2 separate regions of the Homo sapiens genome follow, and region 2 is linked to region 1. A link is a contact called in ENCODE Hi-C or POLR2A ChIA-PET data. All regions are on one chromosome and are shown on one strand. Each heading gives the region's core, a stretch centred on a gene start or an enhancer-like site at or near the end of the contact. The rest is flanking DNA. Distances are from core to core; before and after follow the strand shown.

The links. A loop is a pair of places that touch in the nucleus more often than their neighbours do. ChIA-PET counts read pairs that join two places held with the same protein, here RNA polymerase II (POLR2A). Pooled maps may share reads with other maps.
Region 2: a loop to region 1 is called in a pooled map, with 4 times the contacts of the local background. The contact joins two enhancer-like sites. A Hi-C loop is called at or near these places in 1 of 50 pooled maps. POLR2A ChIA-PET finds 5 or more read pairs at or near these places in 2 of 52 experiments (Panc1 and activated T-cell).

Annotation. Positions count from the first base shown.
Region 1 is chr4:2,695,259-2,697,958 of GRCh38, reverse strand. It overlaps FAM193A (family with sequence similarity 193 member A), which reads right to left. Exons shown (of 21, transcript NM_001366318.2): 18 at 1,366-1,596. Among named protein-coding and RNA genes, the nearest start is that of TNIP2, 60 kb to the left of the region's middle. RefSeq lists enhancers at 855-1,204, 1,904-1,963. Within about 2 kb of position 1,363, at least 4 of the 41 ENCODE cell types and tissues checked have a DNase peak (open chromatin) inside an H3K27ac peak, as active enhancers do.
Region 2 is chr4:3,200,754-3,203,453 of GRCh38, reverse strand. The region is part of intron 41 of HTT (huntingtin); the gene reads right to left. Among named protein-coding and RNA genes, the nearest start is that of MSANTD1, 47 kb to the left of the region's middle. RefSeq lists a silencer at 298-397. Within about 2 kb of position 1,318, at least 15 of the 41 ENCODE cell types and tissues checked have a DNase peak (open chromatin) inside an H3K27ac peak, as active enhancers do.

The DNA of each region.
Region 1 (2,700 bases), core at 114-2,613:
AGGGCAAGAGCCTGGGGTGGAGAGTACCCTGAAAACTCAGGAAGGCGTCCCAGAGGCCTCCAGTGAATCCCAATGGGACGTCTCAGGGCCTTGGACCATCGTGGGTACCCCGATGCTGGACGCTCCTGAATGGAGGACACACTGTGTTCTCTGCACTCCAGCAGTCTCTAGTCTTCTGGGGCACGGGACAAGGCTTCTCCCCCAAAGCCTCCCAATCAGGCCCAATAGTCAGTCTAAATCTACTGTAGGACTGCGAGGTATGAGCAGAGCTCTTGAGGGTAGAACAATCACAACAGCTAAGATACAAGTAACAACACAGGACATCGGGCCCACCCTCTGGTCCACTGTGGGATCGTCCTCTTCCTCACCTTTTTGCCTGACCATGCTGCAGACAGAAACCTGGCCTCTTCCCAAGACCACTGTCCTACTGTCAGAACCCCAGGAACCTACAAGTTCCCTCTGCATGCAGCCCACATCTGCTCACTGAGGTCTGGTTCTTGGAGCCTGACACTTTTAGGGAGCTGAAACCAGAAGGCTCTTTGGAACTGCTCCAGCATAGGGGCATTTAGACAATCCTCCAAGAGAAAAAAGTTGTCTTTTTTTTTGAGACAGTCTCACTCTGTCACCCAGGCTGGAGGGCAGTGGCATAATCTCGGCTCACTGCAACCTCCACCTCTGAGGTTCAAGTGATCCTCCCACCTGAGCCTCCTGAGTAGCTGGGACTACAGGCGTACACCACCATGACTGGCTAACGTTTTTTGTATTTGACATTTGCTTTTTGTGACACACCATGCCCTCTGGTAAGGAGGGAACTGCTCATGTCTTCCCATGAAGACTTATTTTCCTCCCCTCTAATCAATGCCATGTGCTGGTCTTCATCTGGAACAGCAGTGGGACAAGAGCAGCATGGGGGACATGCTCAGACCTGAGTCCAGAAGACTTCCCTGTGCCAAGTGCCCCGCCCCAGTCTCATATCAAAGACACTTCTGAACCCACAGGCCCCAAAAGCCCACCTGGGCCTTTCTTCTATCATCTCTACAGTTGACGGCTCCTTTCTTCGAAAAGAAGGTTCTCCAGCAGATAAAGCTGGAGTGTCTGCTGCTGCCCTCATGATGGCCAGCACAAGAACAAACCCATTCTACAAAAGGGGAAGTAATTTCCCGAAAACACAAAGTTAAGTTTTTTACCAGTCTCCAGTTCAGGCCACCAGAGACAGGCTGGCTCTCAGAACAAAGTTGTGGGCAAGTGAACACACGTCAGAGCCCCGACCTCCTGTGGCTCAGCCCTGCCTAGAGACTGGCGTGGCACGGCACCTTCAAATGCCCTCAGACCTGGCGCCTCCAGGTGCTGAGAACTGTCACTTGCCTTCCTTTGCTTATGCCTTGCTCGCTTCGCTGCACGCGTGCTGCTCACTGGTTTGGTTTCGGAGCTATTTATAAACTGCAACAAATCCTCCACCCTCCGATGGTCAACGACGCTTTCCCTTTCTGAGATCTGGTCCATTTTTTTAGGTTGCTCCTCTTTCCTCTTGGTCAGCCGTAAGCGAAGCTTTTCCCTCATTTCTGCATAATTTCTACTTGTTGGTGCAGCTGGAGGCTGAGAAAAACAACAAAGTTATGCTTAAGTTTTAAAAATTTTGAATATAATAAATTTCAGACCACACCTCCAAAAATAAACTGTTTTATTACTCAAGTAGTATATATTTGTTGTGAAAAATAAGGAAATACAACAACCAGCAGAAAAAGAGAAAAACCTATCAGCAAGTCACCCAAAAGTGGCATTTTGATACCTACTCTCAAATTTTACATATTCATGAAAAACCTGATAAAGCATGTATAGCTATGCACATAAGTGGATTTTTTAAACTGAAAAGGAAACAATTACAAATCCTGATTAATGTATTTTATTTATTTATTTATTTATTTATTTTTGAGACAAGGTCTTGCTCTGTCACCCAGGTTGGAGTGCAGTGGTGCGATCATAGCTCACTGCAGCCTTGACCTCCTGAGCTCAAGCAGGGGTGTGCTGTCACACTCAGCTAATTTTCTTTATCTTTTGTAGAGACAGGGTCTCCTGTGTCGCCCAAGCTGGTCTTCAATTCCTGGGCTCAAGAGATCCTCCCTTAGCCTCCCAAAGTGCTGCTATTACAGGCATAAGCCACTATGCTTGGCCTCTACCTGTTATTTAACATGGTGTGAATATCTTTTCATGTCAATAAATGTGTCTGTAGTATCTTTCCATCCATTTGTGGGTTTCCTTTTTGGTGCCAAAAAAAGCCCTGAATCCTACTGCCAAATTTCTTGCTATAAAAACATGTGAACATTTTAGGAAATGCAAACAGAGCTAAAGCAGAAAAAGAACAACTATAAGCCCCTGCTATTCCTGTCACCCATCCCTCTTAAACAGTGGGTGATAATTGGTTGTATAAATTAAATCACAGCTCTGGAAAGATGGACAAGTATGTGTGTGTACCAACGCCCTCTGTATTCAAACAAGAGAAACCCAACTGCACACACACAACGCTGCTGTCGCTGGCTACAATGTTCCACCATATGGATACACCATGGTTAACAACCTCCTACCAATGGGTATTCAGTAGGAATACCTCACTGCTGATTTACCAGTTACCTTAAAAACCACAAAGTAAAAAATGAAGAAAAAAAATCATTATGGCTAAATCTTTGGGCATATATTTTTCTT
Region 2 (2,700 bases), core at 69-2,568, 510 kb before region 1:
CGTGGGAATTATAAACCTTGAGACTCTTGGCTCTAGTCCATACAGTTAAAATGTTGACACACTCCCAAACTGCCCCTCTGACCTTCAGGGTCTGACCGAGCGACGTCCTTCCCATTGCGGCAAAGGGCCTTAACGGGGACAGAGGTCACATCAAGCTAAGAATATTCTGAAATACAACAACTTTTCCTGTAATCCCTCAGGATTTAGAAGAGAACTGGTAAAAACCAAAATTCTACAGATTTAAACTTTTTAAAAAGTGCCTTTTCTCTGTTTCCCAACTGGTGAAGTGAAAACAAACTACAGCCTAGCCATACAATGCTCAGCAGTTGCAAGGAGCGAGCCACCGACGCGTGGGCAACACGCGACAGAACTTTAGACACTGCTCACCGAAAGGGGCCAGACTCAGAAGGCTGCACACCGCGTGGTTCCGTTTCTTTCTTTTTTCCCCAGAGACAACGTCTTGCTGTGTCACCTAGGCTGGAGCACAGTGGCACGATCATAGCTCACTGTAACCTCTAACTCCTGAGCTCAAGTGATCCTCCTGCCTCAGCCTCCCAAGCAGCTGAACTACAGGGACGTGATTGTAATTTTTAAATTTTTTTTTTCTGGAGATGGGGTCTTGCTAGGCAGCCCAGGCTAGTCTTGAACTCCCAGCCTCAAGTCATCCTCCCACTTCAGCCTCTCAAAATACTGGGATTACAGGCATGAGCCACCACACCTAGCCTATAGATTCTATTTCTATGGCCTTCTGCAATGGGCTGAACAGAGGGACAGAGCACGGATTGGTGGTTAGACCTGGGGAGGGGCAGGATGTGGCAGAGGAAGAGGGAACTGTTTGAAGTGACAGCACTCCTCTATATCTTGATGTGGTTGGGGGAGGGGGGCTGTTACTGACTACAGTTGATAGAAAAGTACATTTTACTGTATTGTAAATTATGTGTCAATGTGAAAACTAACGAACAGGAAACGTGCCCTTTCTCAGTGGGCCGTCCTGCCAGCGCAGTGTGACTTACACTCAAGCTGTAATTGTGCACTTTGCAATAATACAGCTATAGGGTAATGAGCCTCTGAAAGAGAAGAGGCAGTATTTGCAATTCAAATATGAGCAGTAGACATAAAGAAGGTCCACTGTCAACTCAAATTCAGCCCCAATTTGTAGCAGCACAAGCCCCCCCAAATCTCAGGCCATACACCGCCCGGTACTGGTGGCGAATGAATGTCCCAAATCTAGGGTGACTCAGAACAAGATGAGCTGGGAAGTGACCAACACATCATGTGTACCACAACACACCCACAAGCGCCAAAGTATAGGCAGGACTCTAACAGTTCACCAAGAGGTAAGACAGATTGAGAGTGAATCATAAACCCACAGTGACAGAGTCCATAAGAGAGGGGCTAGGCTAGGGCAGGACCCACATAAGGACCTCCTGGAGCAGAGCACCCAGTGTCGCCTGGAGCCAGCTCCCATCTGGGAGCCAGCCTGAGAGGAGATGCACACAAACCGAGAGAGGGTCAAGAGTAAGCAGCAGGAATTTCTGCAACTGGATACAGCAATTTTATGGCTGCTGAGTCTATGGCTAAAAAAAGAGCAGCTGTGTTTTGTATTTCACACTTCTAGTAATTCATTTTTCTCATCTCATGGAAATAAAAAGATACTCATCCCCCACCACCCACAGCTGGAAAAACACAGTGCTAAGAGCAGGGGTTTAAACCAGAACAGCTCTGCTCTCTATGGGCATCTTGGACACTTATGGGGATTTATTTTTTCCTTCCACCACGGGGACACCTTAGACACTCACATGCTTGTTACATATTATCTTAATTTTACCTTTACATTACCATTAAAGAACGATATTTTTTGAAATTTAATTATTAGGTTAAAAATCCATTGATCCATTAATTTTTTTTTTTTTTTTTTTTTTTTGAGATGGAGTCTCACTCTGTCACCCAGGCTAGAGTGCAGTGGCGCGATCTCAGCTCACTGCAACCTTTTCCTCCTAGGTTCAAGCGATTCTCCCGCCTCAGCCTTCTGAGTAGCAGGGACTACAGGCACCTGTCACCATGCTCGGCTAATTTTTGTTATTTTCAGTAGAGACAGCATTTCATCATGTTGGCCAGGCTGGTCTCGAAGTCCTGGCCTCAGGTGATCTGCCCGCCTTGGCTTCCCAAGGTGCTGGGATTATAGGCATGAGCCACCACGCCCAGCCTAATCTATTAATGTTATTTCAGGATAATAGAAGGAACAATACAGAAGGTTATAAAGGAAAACTGGATCAGAGGGGGTCACGAAACAGTCACAGAATTTACCTACATTTACAAAAAGCTGTAGTTTGCCCTCAGAGGGCTGAATGAAGACGCTTGCTGAATTCCAAACTAAATTTACCTTTGGTTTATTTCTTTTAAACACTCATCATCTAAGCATTTCTGTTACTCCAATTCAGGGGACACAATTCCCAGATTCAGAGCTTTCTGATATAACATCAGAGTAAGCAGGCCCATCTGTCAGAAAAGGAGTGATCTGCTGAATCCGCAGCTGATTTCTATGCACGTTAAAGCAGCACAGAACTAGGAGACACTGACTTTCTGTCTCCTGCCCCCACAGTGCTCAGTCATCGTAACAGGCCTAAGACATCCACCAAGCATTTCAAATGTCGTCACTGGTCTGTCTCCTCCAACAGAATGACCAGACCCCACTACATA